Linked DNA regions of Mus musculus: region 1 is linked to region 2. Evidence: chromatin loops called from intact Hi-C (ENCODE). Cell type or tissue: heart. All regions are shown on one strand. Each heading gives the region's core, and the rest is flanking DNA. Links, peaks and the distances in the headings are about the cores only.

Region 1 (11,003 bases), core at 2,555-7,554, 340 kb before region 2:
TAACTAGTAGATTCTTAGGCCTCCTCCCTGGTCTAGGAGCTCTAATTCCAGATGTGTGTGGCCGTACTGAGGGACTGTCTTTGCCTTCTCGCTGTAAACCTTTGTGTTCCACAGTTACTCACCTTGACTTTGACCTCTCATTTCTCCCAGCAAAAAGAAAACATATATATATATATGAAGCATAAATAACACAGTTATTGGGAAAGCTGGGAATTTTTAATATTTTCCTTTTAATAACTTAAACTACCTATTGTGAGACAAATCTGTATATGACATGAGCATTGTAAATACTGGCACCTCCTTGTCAGGCAGTGGAACAGGCTGGTGGGAATCCCAAACTGGGGCAAACAAGGGTGAGTGTGTATCATCTCACTACATGCACTAGTGTATGCTTTGCGGCTGGGTGAGGACAGAAGCAAATGTAATTCATCTCATTAGGCATTTCTGGCGGCCCAAGATGTGGCTCAGTGAGTAAAGGCACTGCCAAACCTGACATCCGAGTTCAATCCCTAGGACCCACACAGTAGAAGTAGAAATTGTCCTGTAAGCTCCACACACAGCACATTCACCCCATAGCTAAATACAACAAAAAATTAAAATATATTCTTAAATGAAATGCTTTCTGACTTTGAACAGGATCCCAGATATAGGTGCAAGGACATGAGGTTTTTTATTGCTGACTTGCTTATAGATACCATGCACATAGGCAACAAGGATCTATGTAATCTTCACAATAGAGCGTAGGCCCACATTCTCAAAAACAAAAGAAAAAACCTCTCTTCTTGCTCCTAAAGACATGGGCTGTTGTGTTGATCAAGATCTATTCTCAAGGGTTAGAAGGAAATCGAGAAACCTGTTTAAATGTTTGAACATCTTTGACCAACTTTCTGTGCTTGAAATCTTTCTCATCTCCCAGAGAACGCCAGCACAGCTATAACGGGAGCATTTGCCCAGCAGTTACAGGTACCAAGAAATCTGTCAGCACACTAATAACAGTCCTGACAAGGCAAGGAGGTGGTGTCGTCTGTACCACAGCAAACACTGTCTCTAGGAAATTAAAAGTGAACCGCACTGTGTTTGGTGAATGTCTGTTTGCACGTCCGTTTCCTCTGCTGCCAAAGGCACTCCCAACCAGTGGGGTCAATACCATGGGCGAAACAGGAAATTGCTTCAGTTGTACATAGCCCCAACTGGATGTTAAACCAACAGGACAGTGACAGTAAAATCAGACTTAGACAGCTGCTACTTTATAACTTTTGTGCTGCAAAGAAAATAGGCTACTCTGAGTAGAAGGGGAAAAAATAAATAAATCAAAGTCATAGACTGCATGTGCTTTAGAGAAGATGTTTTTGGAATAATATAGAATCTCATGGTCTCTCTCCTCCCTAGTACAATGGCAGGATTAACAAAGTTCAAGAGGATTCACCATAAGCAGCAATGGTGCATTCAAGGAGGTCAGAGGCAAAGTGGGAACCTGTGTCCCCCTTATGCTAGCACACAGGTACTATCAGTTACTAGAACTTCCACGATGCATAGGAAGGAGACCACTACCCACCAAACCAGTTCACTCCTTCAGACATCAAAAACACACAGATTGGACCAGAAGATGACCTCATTTCATCCTCCTTGTGGCTTAATGGTCACAGCCATGTGGCTTAATTCTCACCAGTGGACATGTGAGGGAAGTGATGGATTCCTGTACCAGCCTGTGCATGCCTGAGTTTGCCTGGCTCCACAACTCCCTCAAGTCTGGGCACAGATGTACCTCTGATAGAGAGCCATGGTCATTGTGACCAGAGTAACACCCTGAGGAATGGAAGAGATCTACAATCCTGAAAGGTGATGAGGAACAAAGCTAACCTCGACTAAAAGAAGTGCTTTTCTCTCTGTTTCCACAATGTGCTTTAGGCCTCTTGGTGGCTGTGACCTCGCTGTCACCTCCCACATGCTCTGGCATTTGTAGATTGCCTTCTGCAAACCCAGAAACGGATAACAGAAAAACAAAAAGTAAATGCTACCAGCATCTCAGACTTTGGAACCTCCAGAACTGTCCGAAATCTAACTTTGTGTTGTCTCTTCTTCTTGGCAAGGGTGGGCTGTAGTGGCAGCTTTGGGGCATCCTCCTTGCAGCCTGTTAGTGGATAGACACACATAGCTTGAAGCCAAGTGTTTGAACCTTGATAACAAAATTGTGTAGGTTCTATTTAGATGAAAATTAGCAGGCAGGAAAATGTGGTCCTAATATCTGAAGCCAGAACTTCATAGCTGGAATGTACCTGCCAGGAGACCAAGAAAACCTGTCAACCGACAAGAAAATCATGCAAAAACAAACACAAAAATGAACATCCAAAGGTAACGCCCTGTTGTTTGGCACGTGTCTGAACAAAAGCCCAACACTATTCTCAACAAAACTTAAAAATAAAAATAAAAGTGTTTCAACATCTATGGAAATTTTATGCCATTCATTAACATGGTAAATTTAGAATACTAGACAATAAATGCTGGGCAGGAGGTGAGAACAAAAACTGATAGGTCCCAACAGAAAGGAGATAAACTAGTGCAGTGCTCCTAGAAAGCAGTGTAACAGTATTGGGGAATTAATAGTGAGGGAATTAATTTTGAGAATGTCCTATGATCCAGCAGTTGGCTTCTGGTATATATAAAATGGCTATATATAAAATAGGTAGATAGATAGATAGATAGATAGATAGATAGATAGATAGATAGATAGATAGATAGATAGACAGATAGACAGATCATGTGCCTTGGCCTGGAGAGATATCTGTGTGTGTAAGAGCTTACTGTAGAAGTATGAAGTGCTGAGTTCAGATCTCCAGCCCCCACATAAAAGCCAGATGTAATAGAAACCATAAACCCAGGTCTGAGGAGGACAGAGACAGGAGAATCACTGGGACTTAGCTTACTCCAGCCACGGAGAAAAACAGCAATGTCCAGGCTCACTGAGACACTGTGTCTGGAACAAGACAGATAGAGGACACCACAGACGCCTCTGACTTGCCTACACTTGTGCCTCTGTTCCCAATAGGAGCTCAGCATCTCATTATACTGTCCACATGGCACATCCTTCTCAGGTTTTTCAGCCACCAGCATGCTGCTTTCAAACTTCCAGACTTCCTCCATCCTGTGCTCCCCCCTACCCCTACCCCTGCCCTCCTGCCCCATCCTCCATCTTCCTGTCCACAGTCATCTGGTCAAGCATCATTGTCTGGTTAAGGTGAGTGTTCCACTATGCTCCCCCGAGTCGTTCCTTCCATACATCGTTAGTGTATTTAGGTATCACAGGAACTTCAATTGCTCATGGAAAGCCTGTGAGGGGACATCATGACACTGGGCTTGCAATAATAACATAATATGATTACAATAATACAATTATTATAAAATGCCTCTCACTCCTTTCCTTTCGTCTCTTCTGAGATGCTCCTCCACACCTCCATGTTTTCAGCTTCATAGTCACTAAAGACCTCTACTAACTCTGCATGAATATGCTGTGAGAACGGAACTAATGAATTTTCTGGGAGAACAAATGTTATTATAAAAAAACAAAAACAAACAAACAAACAAAAAAACCCCAGAACTTTTATGTTAGTCTAAAGCAACTTCTCAGGAGAGAACTGGGGTCAACATGATGAAGAGGGGGTTCAGGGGGAGCAGGAGGCCAGGAGTGGGTGTCTGAAGTATGTGCCCCTTAATCAAGAGAAAGGTGAAACGAACTGACATTTTATGATTTTTATTTTATTCATTCTGTCTCTCTCCTTCTCTTCTCCCCTCCCCTCTCCCTCCTTCCCTCTTTCCCTCCTGTGTGTGTGTGTGTGTGTGTGTGTGTGTGTGTGTGTGTGTGTGTGTGTGTGTGTGTTTGGGGTCGGGGTGTTTATGGACACCAGAAGACAGCATTGAATCAGCTGGAATTATGCTGATTGTAAGCAGCTCAAGGGTGCTGGGAATCAAACTCTGGACCTCCTGGAGAGCAGCAGGAGCTCTCAGCCCCTAGGCATCTCTCCTGCCCTTGACAGATGTGAACTAGACCCCCTATATTCTTTGAACAGAGAGGTCCCAATGCATCCCGGGTAGGATTTAATTTCCAACATAAAATTTTCAAACAAGAAGACTGTAAACACTGAAATGGCTCTCCAATCTTTGTCCTTTTTTTTTTTTTTTTTTAAGGGTTCAATATGTAGTATCAGAGTCTAATTTAGGCTACTGAGCGGACTAAATTTCCTAAGGGTTCTTTTGAGTTTTTGCATAGTTTCCCTGATGTTTTTATCATTTGGTGCCTTGCCCACACCCTCCTGAGCACCTTGAAGTAAAAAATGTCCCCAAAGTAGTTAGCATATTCTGTTTTTTGTAATGGTAGTGTGTTGGAGCTCACAGAGTCTGGTGGGGTTTGTTTGTTCTTTGAAACAGGGTTTCTGGTTTCTCAATAAAACTCTGGCTGTCCTGGAACTTACTCTGTAGACTAAGCTGACATTGAACTCAGAGATCTGCCTCCCTCTGCCTGGTCTTCCAAATGCTGAAATTAAAGTCTTGAACCACCACCACCACCAAACCCACGTGGCCAGCCAGGTGGTGGTGGTTGGGTTTGTTGTTTCCGTCACTGTCATTTCTGTGTCTCTTTTTCCCTCCTTTTAGAAACGTAATTAGAAGATGTAAAGGCAAACACACCCCCTACCCCCACCCCCTACACACACCAATTTCATTTTGTCAGTTAAGACTTCAGTGTGTAATTTCAGTTTGTAGTTAAGACTTCGGTGTGTAGACTTGAAAACGGTCCTTTCCCTTTGCAGGGAAAGGGGACTTCGAACTCCTGGAATCTAGAACTGAACTTTCTTTAACAAGGTGTTTATAAACGAGTGTCGGAAACCTGGAGCCCCACCACCGCTGCCCACCGGGAAAGCATCAGAAAGTGCGTTGTGTCTTTAAGAACTTGAAGGTGGGAGGCGGGCCTCTGCCTTCTCGTGCCCGTTGATTGGCCAGGCCTACAGGAAGTGGGCGGTAAACGCGCCGCATCTGTTATTGTCGCCGCTGCGCGGTTTGCGGAGCCGCTGGAGAGGCGTGCGGGTTCCATCATCTCCGTGTGCTCCCCACTCGTGGGCGTGGGACGTGGGTGAACAACGGGCTCCCTTCCTCCCGCGGGGCTCCGAGCAGCGGCCGCTGTCCCGCGCGCTTGCGGAGCGGCTGCCAGCCGGGGACCGCTCGGAGGGAAGGGGCTGTCAAAGGGCCTTCAGTCGCGTCCCAACCCCAGGTCCCAGCCCCCCTTGAGATCTCTCTTTCCCCTGTTCTGCAGGTTCGCTTGCGGCGTCATGGCTCAGAGGGCCTTTCCGAATCCTTATGCCGATTATAACAAGTCGCTGGCCGAAAACTACTTTGATTCTACTGGGAGGGTGAGTTGAGGCTTGCCTACCTACCCTCTCTCCCCCAGCTCCAGGGCTCCGAAGGACATCACTTCTGCCTAGATGATGGGGACGCCCATCTGTCCCCCGCCAAAGATGTGTGATTAGATCAGACTTACATAAGTATCTAAGTTGGGATACACTGCGTCCTAACATATTGGATAGAGAATAAAACCCATTGTCAACATCACTAACAGTGATGTCAGTTATAAAAATTGTCTTCCAAGTTCACTCCCTAAGTGGCATTAAGGGAGATGAGGAGCCAAGTTGTCTTCATAGGTGCCATGTTTTTCATTAGTGAGTGTGCGCAAGTTAGGACAGAGTCATGAGTGCAAACTAGAGCGTGGAGAGGACCACGTTAAAGGCATGGTGCTGACAGAAATGTATCCAACAGGCCCAAAATCATTTGTGATTTTACCATTTTTCGAAGCCTATAAAGCTGAGAGCGGTGAGCCAACGATTAGAAAAACCATTTGTACTTACACTGGTTTGCCCACCACCAGGCACTTAGAGAGGAGAGCCTGGAGGTGTGGCACCAGGGACCTGTTTTCTCATGCCTTCTGGGGAGTAGGATTATTATTATTGGAATAGAAACCTGGTTTTTGAGCCCTGAGAGAGAAACTAAAAAGTGTGCACTCACTGTGTAGCCCAGGCTGACCTTGAAATCACTATCCTCCTGCCTCAGCCTCCCCAGCACTGGGCGTAAAAGTGTATGCCAGTGGCCATACATTTTATCAACTTGTTTCTTTGAAATGCTATGACTGTGCAAAAAAAAGAAAGAAAGAAAGAAAGAAAGAAAGAAAGAAAGAAAGAAAGAAAGAAAGAAAGAAAGAAAGAAAAAAAGAAAAAAAGAAAAAAGAAAAGTGTTTTTAGGTAGCTGTGAAGAGTTCACAAATATGTCTGGCTTATGTGGTGTCAGCTCACCCCTGAAAACACCTTAGTTGGTCATGCAGTAGCAGGGAGGGACAGTGGAGGTGCAGTGTGGAAGGGTATCAAAGTGTATGGCCTCCTGGGACAAAGCTTTGTGTAATTGGAGCCCCAGGGTCCTTCTTGTCATCATGAGGGCCTGTGTTCTGCCTACCTCAGCAGATCTGAAGGTTTGAGTCAGTCCTGTGATCAGAGGGAGAGAGGAAGGTGTGCCTGCCACTTTGTGCTGACTTGGCAGAAGTGTCCTAATGATGGAACTTCAGTCTTAGGCTGTAGGATGCTCAGTTTACACAGTTAATTCTTATTCTTCTTATTATTATTATTATCTTTAGTTATTACCTTTTATTGCTTCAAAAAATTAATTTATACACTTCATGTGGGTGATGTGCAAGCCTGTACATGTTACGGCTGTGTAGAGTCCTTTCTTGCCTTGCCTTGTCGAGGCGCAGTCTATTTCTGCTACTATGCGGTGTACTCCAGGCTAGCTGGCCCACAGCCTGGGTGACTCTGCTCTCTGCCTGACATTTAGCTGTAGGAGCACTGGCATTAACATGTGTGTTGCTACATGCAGCTTTCTACATGCTCTGAGATCATGGCTGGGTAGTCATGTTTCACAACTAATACTTTTGTGTGCTGACACGTCTTGGCCTGCTTTCTTTGGGTTTTTGAAACGCTAACTAAAGCCCACACTGGCTGGCCTTTAGCTCCAAGTAATCTTCTTGCCTCAGCCTCCTGAGTACTAATACTATAGGTGTGAGCCACCATACCCAGCTGTCAAAATCAATCATCCATTCATTTCTTTTTTTTCTCAAGGCAGTGTCTCACCTTGTAGCTCTAGCTGGCTAGGAACTCACTCTGAAGTCCAGGGTACCCTCAAACTCAGCAGGCTCTGTCTTTGCCACCAGACCGGGTATAACTTTAATTCATTTCTAAGGGACAAAAAAAAGGACACCAATGCAAACTCTGATCCCAGATAACAAGGTGGTGTATGGTAGAACAGAGTTTGGAAATTGTACAGAGAAAGTGGCATCCATTTTTAAATCCTCTTGTTGAACCTGAAAGGTCAAGTCCTGGAGACCTGGCTGTGCTGCCTCCACATTCTCCACATTAAGGCAGCAATACAGAAGGAGCGTGTCTGTCTCCTGGCATCTTCCAGCACTCTTCACACTTCAGTGATGTGGTCTGCCACAAGCAGTCAGTATTCTCAGGCAGGTCACCTTTGTAAACATGTGTACCTAGCAGAAAGTGACTCCTGTCCCAGGGCTGAGGCACTCTCACTGTGGCCTCCTGATGTCAGGCCACCCAGGGCTGTGCATTACATGTGGCCTCTGTGCAGAAGATGGCCTGTGGCCATGTCGAGCTACTCCCCAAGTTCTGTGAGGCTTACAGACCTTTTTATATTAATATTGAAGTCCATCATATCTTACTAAATGCATCTCAAGTCACGTTGAAGACCTGACCTTCTGTCAGAGACTGTTAAATCCCAGGCGGCTGTCAAGCTGTGGATTCTGCATGGTGCTCAGTGCTGCAGTGGCCACAGTCCTCAGAGGGATGCTCCTCAGAGGTGAATCTTGGAACATTATTAGCGTTAGAACTTACGACACTGCCTTCTTCCAGTCTTACGTGCCTCTTTGCATGTGTGTGTAGGAGACATGCATGTGTGTCAGCGTCAAGGATAGTGTCCATTGCTCCCTGGGTGCTGTCTTTGTTTTCCAGACAAGACTTTCTGGCATGGAACTTGACAAGTAGGCCCAAGACTGGCTGTCCACCAAGCCCCAGGGATTGGCCTGTTTTTTCCTCCACAGCTCTAAGATAATAAGCACATGCCAGCATGTCCCCCTGTAAGCATGTGCCAGCTTGCCCCACTATAAGAACATGCCAGCTTGCCCCCCTATAAGCACAAGCCAATGTACCCCTCTTTTTAATATACTGGTTTAGAGGTCAAACTCAAGTTTCCTGCTTGCAAAGCAGGCACTTTACTATCAGAGCCATTTCCCTAACCTAAAGTGTTCCTCTTAAAAATGAGATTCTAGTGCTGTTGAGATGGCTCATCGGATGAATGCACTTGCAGGCCGGCTGGGGACGGAAGCGGAAGGAGAGAACGGACTCCTGACAGTTGACCTCTAACCTCTACCCAGGTGCCAGCAATGCATGCATGAGCAGACACTCACACAGACAGACTCTAGGGATGGCCAGTGTAGGCTTGAGAGTGCAGTCTTTTCATGATGAAACACCTGTCTGCACATGTGGTGGTCCTCAGCCCTGGGTGGAAATCTCATTGTGTTTTTGGAATTACAGTTTGGAGTTATAGCATGCTCCTGAAGAGTTGGTACGTTGATACCAGTCTTTAATACACGCAGTCATTTAGAGTGTACAGTGCTTGAAAACTACTTTACAGTTGCTTTATAAAGAGTATGACATGGCGGGGAGGGAGGCAGAAGACATGGCTACAATTGAGAGAACTTGTGCTTCACAGGACTGAAGTTGTATTCCCAGTACCCACATGGTAGCTCACAGCTGTCTATAACTCCAGTTTGAGGGGACCAGAATCCCGTTTTGGCCTCCCAAGGCACCAAACACACACATAGTACACAGACATACAAGCCATCAAAACACCCATACATAAAATAATAAAAAGGAAAAGAGATTTTCAAAGTAGTAATAGGATTATGACCTGTGGCCCTCATCTTGCCCATCGGTTTCATAAGCTATCACATGGGTGTCACTAACCTCAGGGTCTCAGCCTTAAGTGTACCCCTATGGCACAGAGTGGGTTTGACTTTAAGAAACCGTGGGGCAGGTGTTACTCTCCACTTCCAGGAAGGCAGCTGCAATATAAAGAAGTGGAGTTAATCTGGGCAGTGGTGGCCCACACCTTTATTTCCAGCACTTAGGAGGCAGAGGCAGGCCAATCTCTAGAGTTTGAAGACAGCCTGATACTCAGTTCAAGTTTCTGGACAGCCACGGATACACAGAGAAACCTTGTTTAAAATACCAGAAAGGAAGAAAATTACTTTCTTTTCTATTGAGACTAGGTCTGACTGTGTAGCCTAGGCTAGCCTCAAAAGTAGCAACCTCCTGCACCAGCCTCCCAAATGTTGGGATCAGAAGCGTGCACCACTATAACTTGGCTCACAGTAACTTTTTGAAATAAATGTGTTGTTTTAAATAGTGTGAGTTCCATATGTGGTTTCTGAAAAGCTACTTTAAGTTTTACATGATAATATCTTGTTTCCATGAATAAAAAAATGCCATTATAAGGTACTATTGATTGACTATTTACTCTTCGTAAAAATATTTTTTCTTAATTTCTGCAGCTGACTCCTGAGTTCTCACATCGCTTGACCAATAAGATCCGAGAGCTCCTTCAGCAAATGGAGAGAGGCCTAAAGTCTGCAGACCCTCGGGATGGCACTGGGTACACTGGCTGGGCAGGTACAGTGCACTGACTGAGCTAGCATACACACTGCTGAGAGTCAGGGCAGGACCTTTCCAGAACTGTGAGGTGTGAGTGCGTTCTGGGAGTGTGCAGCCCACGGGCAAGCACACTGTGGGTATTCATGCCTGGCGCTGGGCGTTTACTGTGAGGAGAAAGATTGTTTTCAGCATGATGTAGTTGATTGGAAGAGTTCCTGGAACAGAGGCAAAGACACTTCATCTTCATGGAATAAAACAAGTCTGTAAATGTTACCTAAAGCACCCATCCCAAAGCGTTGCTCTGTAAGGATCACAGTTAGTGCCAGTGTGAACGAACCTCCTCTGCTCTCCTTGCTGGTTGGTTTTCAAATGCTGTCTACCAGGCTCTACTGCTGATAGCCTGGAGGGGAAGAACTAGCCGCTGCTCTGGAGGGAAGAGAGGGGTGGGGAGGCTGAAGGAAGGCAGTTAGCCTCCTACTGCAGACGAGAGAGCACAGTCAGAATACTGAGGAAAGTGGTCTAGGGGCACAGAGTTTCCTTCACACGTGGATAGTTGAAGGCTCCATTTTGAGCTTCCAGACCTTGCAGGTTCCTGGGGCCCACAGCTGAGTTGCTTAGTGACTCATAAGCAGAATTCAGGAATAAGCATTTCACAAACAAACGTGGAAGCTAATCTGTGGGCTGCCGGGGAAGGAAAGCTGCCGTGTGAGAAAGACTGTCTGAGAGTAGGCTCCAGCCCTCTGCATGTGAGAACGCACATTTCCTCACGAGGTTCCATGTGAAATCTCTAGCATAATTGCAGGGGGAACAGGAAACCAATTTTTTTTTTCCTGACACATGGCCTCACTATGTAGCCTTGGTTGGCCTCGAACTCACTAAATAGATCAGGCTGTCTACAAACTCACAGTGATCCTCCACCTTCCAAGTGCTAGGATTAGGCAAGCTAACATTGGTTTGTACTTCTTAGAGTTGAGTTTTAAGTCTTACACGTATTTTAGAAGCTGACCATAAGAAACAGAAGAGGAAATGAAAAGGAAGCATTTGTGTCAAGAGGGAAGTAATCAGAGCGTCCTTTATTACCTACTGTAATTTCAGCTGTAGTGTAATGGACAGACTCATTAGTAACGAACCTTGCCGTCTTTATTTAAATTAACACCATTTGGAGAAAGCAGAACAAGTACTTACGCATGTCTTTCCCTGACAGGTTTTCCTTACAGAAGGCCTAGGCTTGGATCCCATCCTAAGACATTT
Region 2 (11,003 bases), core at 3,430-8,429:
TAGTTTGGAATGATCTAAAAAGAAACCACAACCAAAATGGACAAAAAAAACCCTTCGGACTTCCTACCCTATGACACTGAAAGGAACCATATCTGCAGAAAGCCTACAATGGAAGAAGTAAATTGGTTGTTTGCTTCATAAATTCAACTAGTAGTTACACTAAGAAGTGTAATCGTGTGTGTTTAGCCTAGAGAAAAGCAAAGGTTGGGGATGGAGAGGTGACTCAGCACTTAAGAGGACAGGATGCTCATCCAGGACCCTGGCTCAGTTCCTTGCACCCACATAATGGCTCAAAACCTTCTGTAATTCCAATTCCAGGGAATCCAATGCCATCCTCGGGCCTGAAGGTACACACATGCACATTCAGGCAAAACATCCAAACCAGTGAACTATAATAATAATAGAAAATCACAAGGTGAGTTCCAGCTCTACCTTTGGATCTTAGAGTCTGATAAAGTAAAGTGAGCTGGAAGAACAGACTGCACAGTGGGAAAAGTCAGTCTGTCTCACGGGACAGTAGAGAAGAGTTAACTTGGCCTCCGCGCTTTGAAGGCCCCTCTGAGGAGATGACAAACAAACTAGGGCTGACGGGAGACCCTCACACAAGAGTTTTTCCAGGTAGAATCTCTGTCAAGGCCCTGGGGAAGGGAAGGTGTTAGACTGCTAAAATCAAGCTGATGACGCAGGAGCAGAGGAGAAATTAGGAAAAGGGTGCAAGATAAACTTGACCAACCAACCACTCTCCTTATTTAAGCAATAGAAGCAGTTTTAAATGGTATAACAACCCACTTACCAAAGAAAGGGTCCTGGCCTAGCTGCTTTCGGAGGCTTTCAACCACAGGGTGACCAAAAGTGATATTGGGAACAAAATGCCTGCAAGACAAAAGGAAAATCTTACTCCGAAAACATTTCTAATCCCACTTCTGCATTTTTCAATATGAATTCTGACAAGAGAACAAGGAAAGTTTAGAATTCCATCCCCCCCCCAAATAATCCTTAACATTTTTAGTATTAGACAAATTAAACAGAAATAACCAGGTAAGATCAAGTTTACAATTGATGTGTGCTGTCACATATATCTTCATAATGACAAGTCTGCAATTCATAGTCCATAGCAAGCAGAGATGGAAAGATGACAAAAGACACTTCCAGACTTGTTCAAGGGGAGCACCGGTTAATACAGGATTCTATCACAGGCGTCCTGAATCTTAGCCTCTAATCTACTTCAACCACAGGCCACTAAACTATTGTTTAAACCCTTTAAATAATAACCATTAAAAAAAAAATAACGATGGTTGGTGAGATGGCTCAGTGGTTAAGAGCACTGACTGCTCTTCCAAAGGTCCTGAGTTCAAATCCATCCCAGCAATCACATGGTGGCTCACAACCATCTGTAATGAGATCTGACACCCTCTTCAGATAGTAGTGTCTGAAGACAGCTACAGTGTACTTACATATAATAATAAAAAAAAATTAAAAAAAAAAAGTAACGGTACTTATTGGAGCTAGTCATAGTGTATTGAGAGCTCAGTTCACGCCAGGGGTTATAACTTTCTTCATACCTCAGACTTAGTAAAAACAGATATGATTTACAGCCTCTTTGAAAACATGGTAACTTAACACCCTTCAATCACCTGGTTCATAATCTGTGGGACAGAATTCAAGTTAAGTCAGTCTGACCTCAACCCCAACGCACTTAACCTTTAAACTCCTTAAATACTAGGTGCACACAAATATTCTGAAATCCAAATAAAACCCCAAATCTGAGACAATTCTGCTCACAAGAATTTTGGATGAGAGGAATTCAATCTGCACCCCTCCCAGTCCTCACTAAATGGCCGATCCAGCTCTTGATGAATAGAACCATGGGATGGAAGACGACGAAATCCCAGAACAAGTGCATGGAATCACACTCAACTGCTGCGTTAACAAAAAATAAACTATAGTGCTATGGTCCTGAAATGTAGACTGAGAAAAGCTTAACAATAATGCCCACGGAAATGTGAAGAAAGAAAATAGCAAAAGGAAGATTATAATAAATACTTTAAGTATTCTGTAGAATTCTGAAATATTAGAAGATCACAGGATTTATGAAACATTGATATCTGTAGGACCAGAAAAGCCGAAAAGGAAGAGAAGGCAAAAAAAAAAAAAAAAAAAAAGCACGCTTAGGTCAAAGGGACAGGGTGTTGACCACAGCAGGGGTAGACGCCATCGGATTAAGGATGGTCAACGTTACACGCAGGTGTTCGGAGTTTACTGCGCTGTAACTATCAAGTGGGGTATGAGCTTCTTAAGAAGTAATAAATACAATAAAGCACAAAGATGGACTGAGTGATAAGTGCAAGAAGGAAGGCAGGTGTTAATGCTAAGAATCGATAAAAATGACAAAAATAGGAAAATAAAAAAAGAGGGCCTGTCAACAACTGATTAGATGCAGCAGGGAGTAAAAGAGTTAAGTTTTCTTCTAGCCCAGTGTCATACAATCAGTAAGTGCTGGCAGGAGGAGTTAACACAGGCAATGAGGCTACAAAGGGCAGTCTCAGCATTCACCTGCCAGTACAGATACTAGAACAATAGTCCTGGGGAGGGAACAGCAACTCACATTCTCGGGATCGACCTGAGAGGGTCAGAACGAGTGGGCCATGGCTACGTTCTCTAACCAACTGATCCCTGGAGGTTCAAAGATTATTCCACTGCCTGTCCAAGGGCCATTACTGTCAGGGCTCAATCACACACCGATGTTAACTCCACCAGAGATACGGGGCTGGTAAGCAGGCAGCAACAGGCTGTTCTGCAACTTCACACTAAGTCTTCAGTCGCATATACTGTGCTTGTACCGTGTGGTCTTGAAAATTAGTTTGCTCAAATTTAGGTTCCATTTATTATTAAAACAATCATGACAAGTATCATGGGCTGAGAAGCTGAGAATCTAATAAATACAAATTTACTTGAGAAACACAAGAATAACATGTAAAAGTACTGACCTCCAAGTTAAGTGAACAATTTGTGCTCTTGGTAATAAACTCAATGACCTGGGTTTAATAAATTCACTAAGAGCCCAATATGCACCAAAGTTTTCATGAGAAACTAAAGGCTTGTGGCTAAGCCATAACTAAAAGGTGCAAAAACCTAGGCATGCAATCAGGTGTTTCGGAACTACCGGACAACATGAATTATCAAAGGATTTCCAGCCTCTTTATGAGAGGTACTGAGGTTCCAAAAACCAAAGAACATGATTTTTTTATCAAATGCCTCAGATTTCTTACCAGAATAGGAAATCCTAAATTAATTTTCTCGAAAGCAAAGGAATTCACCAGAAATGCCAGCTTCATCACTATTTCACTCTGACATTCCCCACGACCCTCCTCAGAAGGAAAGTGTAACAAAGGGTTCCTCGTGCCTGAAACCAGGGACTTGCTGGGGATAATCCATAGCTGCTGTAACAGAGGAATCTACGTCTCCTCTCTTAGCAGGTCCCATCAGCATCCCTATACTTTAGTAATAACTGGAAGGCAGTCTACTGCAGACAAACCAACAAACAAAATGTAAGAGGATTACGGTTGGTACAAAACGCACCAAGACAGGAACCAGAAAATCTTCCCGGGGATCAGGAACTGGAGAGTCTTTGGCTGGTGGCAAAAGGAAAACTGAGCAGGTGAGCCAGGCTAGAGAAGGTAGGGCCCAGGACACAATGAGAAACTGGTTACAGATGCTTGCCTTGCTCAATTCCACACAATCAAGGCCTTACCAGAATACAGAAGAGAATTCCAAATCTTTGATATCTCCAGCAAAAGTCAGAAATTCAGTATTTATATAAAATCTCTCCAACGTAAATGAAATGCCAATGACTAATTTAGAAGTAGCCGTGTGTGCGTTGCTCCCATAGTTGGGATCAGCACATTCCAGCTAGCATTCTGCCATGGTGTGTTTTGTGCTTTTCTCAAAATGTGTTTCCAGAAAAACAAACCTGTTCTTTACTTCAGATATTTAACCATACTTGTGTCTGGCCACCTAGTGTTTCTTAGCCTAGTTTCTGACTTTCTAGATAAGATCAGTTTGAAACAGAGAAGAAAACGGAGGGGTGGAGAGTAAGCAGAGGAGGCTGGCCACCTTTGTAAAGGGATCCCACAGCTCTCTTCTGGAGACATCAGGCTTTGTCTATTCTGCCAGAGTGATGGGAAAGGAGCTGTACTTCCCCAAACTGGTTTCCTCTTTTGCAAAAGATGAATGGAAATAGCTTTTACTTCAAAGGAAAGAAAAAAGGTAGGTATAGATTTAAAGGCATAAAAATTGTTAAAAGTAGAACGATTTAAAATAATTTTTTTGCCTTATTTACTAACTTAAGTCTGATATGGGGAAGGGGGCCAGCTGGGGGAAGGGGGGGGCATCGGTGATTCTCAGAGATGCTTTCTACTATTACTAAGCAATGATAACATGCTTTAATGTCTCTTATCAAGGAAAGTCAGATCCTGCTCTTGGAAAGTTTACAGTACACCAGGAGAGAGAGACATAGCAATATACCTTACTCTTCACGATAACATATTAACCTCAAAGAGTACCTGGACAGCCCACAGAGCCCTGGCCCTACACAAAGGACCAGATATCTAAGGAATTCTGAGAGCAGGAGACACAGTCTCATCCAATACCAAATGGCCAGCTCTGAAAATATACACACAAGTGGCATTATACAGACTGAGCAGGTCAAATTTATGTATTTAGGGATATATGTGTGTCTGTATTTTTACATATGTATTTAATAATATTTTAAAAGGTCATGGTTTTGAAAAAGAGCAAGGAGGTATAGGGTCTGTGTGAGGGTTTGTGGGAGGAAAGAGAAGGGGGAATGATTTAGTTATATTATATAGAATCTCAAAAACTAGACACGTTTAAAAATAAGGTTAAAAAAGCTGGGCACACTCAGGAGGCAGAAGCAGGTGAGGCAAGCCTGGTCTACAGCAACATTTGTATTAGCAAAGTGAAAGCACTGGTGTCCACCCCTCCCCTCTGCATCAAGCAGGCTCATTACACCTGCAGTCTGTGCCATGCTAGGACCCCTACATTTTCTCAGGCATCGAAATCAACACCATCTCTGGGGTACACATTCCAGCCGGTCAAGGGCTTTCAAGTAAGTGTTAAGAAAAATGAGATTTAACCACGGAGAGCCAAAAGAAACAAAACTGCTATGGACAAAACAGCAGTGATGTTAAAAAGAATTAGTGTAACTGAGTGTGGGGACCCGTGCCCATAATCCCAGCATTTGGGAAGCTGAGGCAAGATTTTGAGTTTGAGGCCAGTTAAGATTTATACAGACCTTGTCTCAAAAAAACCAGAAAGAACAGCAAAACCTCCAACAAGAAACGAAACTGATGTAAATAACACATATTTGCCAATGTGACTGAGGGCAAACAGATTTTGCTTATTTGAAATAAATTTATTTTTCTATCTCACTCCCAAGGTCTTTTATAATTTTATGTAAACTTTCGGTGGGAAATGCTAGTCAAAAAGCCAAGAAGATTCAAGTTCCAAGTCTGTCACAATCTTCTGTAATCTTGAGCAAGTCCTCCAGCCTCCTTTGGGTCTAGGTTTGTTTCCTCACTTTAGAACCAACTTAGGAAACTTGTACCCTGATTCTGAGCATTATAACTACAGTGCTTAAAAATTACTTACAAAAAAACTGACCTCCCTGAAGAGCAGGGTGCCTGAAGAGAAAATAGACAGGAAAATCAGAATTCGAATGGGTTATTCGATACAACTAACAACTGCAGAGAATCTGTTACACGCCAGGCACTGGACTTGCTCGTTTCAAGTTCCCCAAGACGCGGAAGCGTTCTATGATCAATAATCCTTCCATTTTCCTCACACTGAACCCGAGTCCCAATCAAGGCTGAAGCGGCTTGCCTAAGACAAGTCGGCAAGTGGTCGAACTCCGGAAGCCCATCCAGGTGTCAAGCTGAGGCTGTCTGCCGGCTTTGTCGAGAACTAGTTAGTTATCTGAGTTCGATCGAGCAAGTCGCGCCTGTCCCGTTGGGCCTCAGTTTCTCTACGAGTTCACCAGAGGAAGATCCTGAACACTGGAGGTGGCTCCCGGGTCCTATCACCACAGGTTACGGGGTGGCGGGGAAAGGACCGGGCCCCAAAGTCAGCCAGGGCCGGCTCGGTGCCCTCGGCAGCGCGCTTGGCCAGGCAGCCCGTCGTCGCACAGGGGCGCCGTGCACCCAACAGGCGCTCGCTGAGGTGCAGCGACGCCGACCCGCGCGGCCAGCCCGCCCCGAGCCCCGCGGAGTTACCCGTCCATTACATCCAGGTGCAGGTAGTCGGCCCCCGAGTCCAGCATGCGCAGGCACTCGGCCCCCAGGTTGGCCAGGTCGCTGTTGAGGATGGACGGGCCGATCTTGCAGCCCGACGCCATGGTGCCGGTTCCCTAGAGCGAGTGAGCCCACGAGAGCCCGGGCCAGCCAAGACTCCGTCCCGATTGGGCGCGCCGCACTGGCTCCGCCCCCTCCCACCTCGCACTCTCTTCCGGACTCTGCCGGAAGCAGCTGCCCTGCGGCGAGGAAGTCCCGCCTCCTCCTGGGGGGGGGGCGTCAGCTGGCTGGCTAGGGGCGGAGCCAGGTGCAGAGCTTCTGCCTTCTGTCTTGGATTTCCAAGGATCTTCTGGCTTCTTTTCCTTTTGAAAGGGAAAATAGTTTATTGAGTACAATGTAAGAAGTTCTACGGGTTGATCAGCTAGACTACCACCTACAATGTAGGAAATTTGTTTTTATTTTTTTCTCTGTTTCATACACGTATAGCATATATTGTGATCATATTCAACCCCATTACCCTTTCTTACCCCAGCCACTCCTCCTGACCCCTTCTTCCCAATTAACTCCTCTCCTACTTAAATAACTTCACCTCACGTGTCTGTAGGTTTTGTGCAGGGAGCCACAGTTGCTTATGCAATCATTAATTGCAGCATTCCGTTGAACTTCCCCCACCCTCTGTCTCTTACAGTCCTCTCTTCTGAGATGTTCCTTAGTCAAGCTGCTGATAACTGGTGACTGCTGAGTACTCAGTGTAGGAATTTTTGCAGTAGCTGAAAGTATAACGTAAAAACAAAATTCTAGGCCTTTAGGCCCAGGCATGGGAATGTGACCTCTGTGACTTAATGATGCTAATCATAAAACAGATAGCGACATTCCTCCACCCACCCGCTTCCTGGGTTCAAAGAGTGTTCATTCAAAGAAAGTCACCCTGACCATTGCTATGCAAATGTGCTATTGTTAGGGGCTCTTAGAAACTGTCTTGAGAGATAACTGGAACAATTACCAGGTATTCCTTGTGACTCTTGTGACTTTGCACTTCCTTGGGACTCTTAACTGGTATCTTTGGTATTTTCCAACAAAGCCCTCCCCACTTCCTTGAGTTGTGGTTTCTTCCTTTAAATACCTCCTTACCCAGCTAATCGGTGTGCCACAGACCTCTACCCCTGCGTGGTGTATGACCGTGGGCCCGAGAGCCCTCTTGAATAAGTTTGCAGTAAGACCGTTTCTTGTGTGATTTGGGGTGTCGCCTCTCCTGAGTCAGAACGTGGGGGAGTCCTCACGTTGTGGGTCTTTCATAGCCAGTCTGATAGAGTTGCTATCCAGCCATAATTCTTGAAATGGATAAGTGGCGTAATGTCAAACGTATCCAGAGTCTGGGCCAGGAAAAAATGAAAAGGTACATGAAGATACACGTGGATAGAACAAGAGCAATTCCTAAAGAACAAGGATAGGGCTCTCATAGTTTTATTAAAAGCATGCTGGTAATTTAGATGCCATGGTTTCTGCAGGGGACACAGTTAGAAGACAATAGTCTTTAATATTCTGACTTGGGGATATACCAGCATTCCGGGTCATAATCCGGGCAGTGAAGTCAATTTGGCTTGCTGTCTTCCATATCTACATTTTGCTTTATTTTGAAAGATAGAAGATGAGAAACAGAAGTAGGTAGGTATCAAATATGGCGGTAGAGGGACTGGGGGTGTTTACCCATTAGTGACTTTAAGCTAAAAATGGCTTTAGGCTTCCACTTTAGAGTGGAAGTCTGAAGAACAAGAGATGAAGGAAGGCACAGACCAGGTCTTGAAAAATGATCCTGAATGAGCTATCCCATTCCCAATGGAAAGAAGTGAAATTAGAGCACATTAAATGATCTTAGATTTATTTTATTATATGTGCATATTCAAACACAGAAATCATTAGCTTTCATAAATATCTTTCATAAACATCTCAGTATTTATTCAGATGCATTTTCCATGCTCTTTGGTCATTCAGTATTCATAACAGACTTTATAGTCATCTGAAGGAAGTTGGCTGTGTAGTCAATCCTTTGTCTTCACCTACAAAATGGCTAATAAAGGACTTTAATCCCATGGTCACAGTGACTATTAAAAATATCATGGAGGTACGTAGATTTATGATCCTAAATGATCTTTAAATAATATAAGTAAATTTATCATAAACTTTTCCAAATACATTCTGCCCTCTATTTGTGTTTATTCTCCTGAGTGTCAGATCAAAGTTTGCTTCTAAAATGCTGCAGTTGAGACCCACAAAAATAAATGAGGAAGTGGGCTAGTTTACTCACTGCTGAGACACAAGGCCATGGATTGGTAGTGTGAGGTCACAGAGTGAAAGTGGGACTCTATGTGACAGCAGCAAATTCGGGAAAGTTCTCTGGTAAAGTATCCTGTGTAACTCAAGGAAGGTACTTAGTTCATGTTTTGGACTATAATTCTATTCATTTATGACCTTTTCTTCCCTATGGATCTCAGTACACACTCAATTATTTCCTCGGAAACTCTAGGAGTGGGCAGCAAAGTGGAGAAAGTTCTTCACTGACTAAAAGAACAGATGCTAAAAGAGAGATGCCATCCTGGCTTAAGTTACTCTTGGAGGCTTGAAGCAGAAAACCAACAGATGCCTCCAGCACTGCCATGTGCCCAGTGGTACCCCTTGACAGTGTTGTTCTCAGTGACTTGTTCCAACGCACTCAGTAACTCACTTCCCTTGTCATAAGAATCAAATAATCTAATAGAATTATAGAAAACACTGAATGCTGCGAATGAAAGAAAAATGTCTATTCTAGAAAATTCTGCATCCAGGATTTAAGCTGCTTTAATCTGGATAGTACACATGGGTACTCACTATCATGGATGATGTATTTTTATTTCTCAAGGTTTCTCTATAAAGTTGCTTTCCAAAGGAGCAATTTTAATTGGATGTAATTGTTTAATACCTGGAAAGTGGGTGCCTGTTTTATCCTTCCTCTGAATGAGATAAATATTATTAAGCATCACAGATTAAGATATAATCTAATTTTACTAATATATTGATCAAAAGTGATAATTAGTTCTTGTCACATTTTTGAATATTACAAAAGATTGTCAATTAACTTGAACTTTTATCTTAACTGTTTTCTTTAAGTTATTCCTTCAAACTCCAGGTAACAGTATTCCTGAGAATACATCTTGTGACAGTCTTATGCACATACATATACTTTAGTTACCACACATAAACATTCAACACGTTTAAGGACACAATAAATGGAATAGATGAGAAATCTCAAAAGTCCCAAGACGAGAGCACTCCCACTCTGTAAGTCCCCATTTCTCAGAGTGGTCATGTCTTTTCTTTTTTCCAAGATAAAACATTACTTAGCTTACTGAAAAAGTTAATAATAGACTTCCATACACGAGAGTGAAGGAGTCAGATTAAAAGGCAGACAGACCAATAAAATCATTTCTCAAACAGCCCAACACACTTAAAATATATAAAGGTATTTAGGGTTATTATTGAGTATTTAACAATTCTTTGACCTCTATACTTCTTAAATATCTGACACAATTATAGAGATTTTGAATCACAAGTCCAAAAGAGGGAACAAAGCACAGACATATAAACGCACACAACTCAGACACTTGTAATTACCAAACATAAGGCCTCTAATGCTAGTTGAGCAGCATAGTTTTTAACAGGCAAAATATATCAGCTTAGAACCAGAAAACCACTTACATGTCCACTTTTGCACTTAGAAATGAACTGCACATTAAGTATAAATGATGTGAAGGTGTTATAACACAGAGAAGGTTTGTTTGTCTCCTGGATTTCCCATGCATGTTCTCAGCCAAAAGGCCAAGAAGGTGGTTCTGCCCTGATTTTCTGACCTGGGGGATTTTAAATTTTATCCTAGTTAACTTATAGGTTACCTTTCATTCTCATGGTGAATGGGATCATAGCCCCAAAATATATTTGATTTTATAAGTCACTGTGCTCATTTAATAAATAATTCTAACATAAAAATCGTTTCCTTTATTATTTGTATGGGTTTATAGGTATTTTCTTTATAGTATACATTTTATAGCCAACATAGTCAATATTTAAGCATATAGAATATATTTTAAACTCATCTCAACATAATCAAAATCTCTGTTTAACTTCTACATGAAGACTAACACACACACACACACACACATCGATGTAGGTATGTTATGAGATTTTTTTCAGGGTTTAGTAGTTACATTTCTCTAATGTAAACTGCTAAACTTTTGAAAAATGTTTATGAACTGCATGATGTCCAGCCCTTCAATAATCGACTAAGTACTGGCCTGACAAGCCTTTCAAATTTTATTCTTTTTTTTTTTGAAGTAACTGCACTTTAAGTTAAAGCCCTATTTGTAATATATACAAGCTGTCTGAGTCTATAAAGAAATTGATTACTCTGACTTTCCTTCATTAACTGTGATCTCCTAAGGATCATAGAATATTTGACAACTGAGAAAAAGTTAATTTCTGATCTAGTTCTAACAATTTAACTTTAATGTATGAAAATACGCCCTCAGGGGCAGGCACAAGGACAGCAAGGGAAAGCAATCCTCTTTCCCAATAGGTCCTAATCCGAACGGTGATGTCATCATGGGTAGAATTAGGAATGCCATCTCTTTCAAGCAAAGCTATTTACATTTAGCTTTTTCATAA

The links. A loop is a pair of places that touch in the nucleus more often than their neighbours do. Peaks named below come from ENCODE experiments on the same cell type or tissue, not always from the same donor. Only the 100,000 strongest peaks of a DNase experiment are listed, where the experiment ranks them.
Region 1: it touches region 2 in a loop (2.2-fold over the local background); 2 of 42 quality-filtered maps call a loop at or near these places.

What each region holds. Positions count from the first base shown.
Region 1 is chr1:67,032,891-67,043,893 of GRCm38, reverse strand. Lancl1 (LanC (bacterial lantibiotic synthetase component C)-like 1) reads left to right here and starts at 5,022. Exons shown (of 9, transcript NM_001190985.1): 1 at 5,022-5,399; 2 at 9,653-9,770. The coding sequence starts at 5,319. In heart, for the core only: no CTCF peak of the experiment used is centred there; a DNase peak (open chromatin) is centred at 5,003; H3K4me3 peaks cover 1,801 bases; H3K27ac peaks cover 1,262 bases.
Region 2 is chr1:66,696,316-66,707,318 of GRCm38, reverse strand. Unc80 (unc-80, NALCN activator) reads right to left here. Exons shown (of 65, transcript NM_001368824.1): 65 at 8,169-11,003. It overlaps Rpe (ribulose-5-phosphate-3-epimerase), which reads right to left and starts at 6,488. Exons shown (of 6, transcript NM_025683.3): 1 at 6,291-6,488; 2 at 794-873. The coding sequence starts at 6,412. In heart, for the core only: no CTCF peak of the experiment used is centred there; a DNase peak (open chromatin) is centred at 6,438; H3K4me3 peaks cover 2,159 bases; H3K27ac peaks cover 1,296 bases.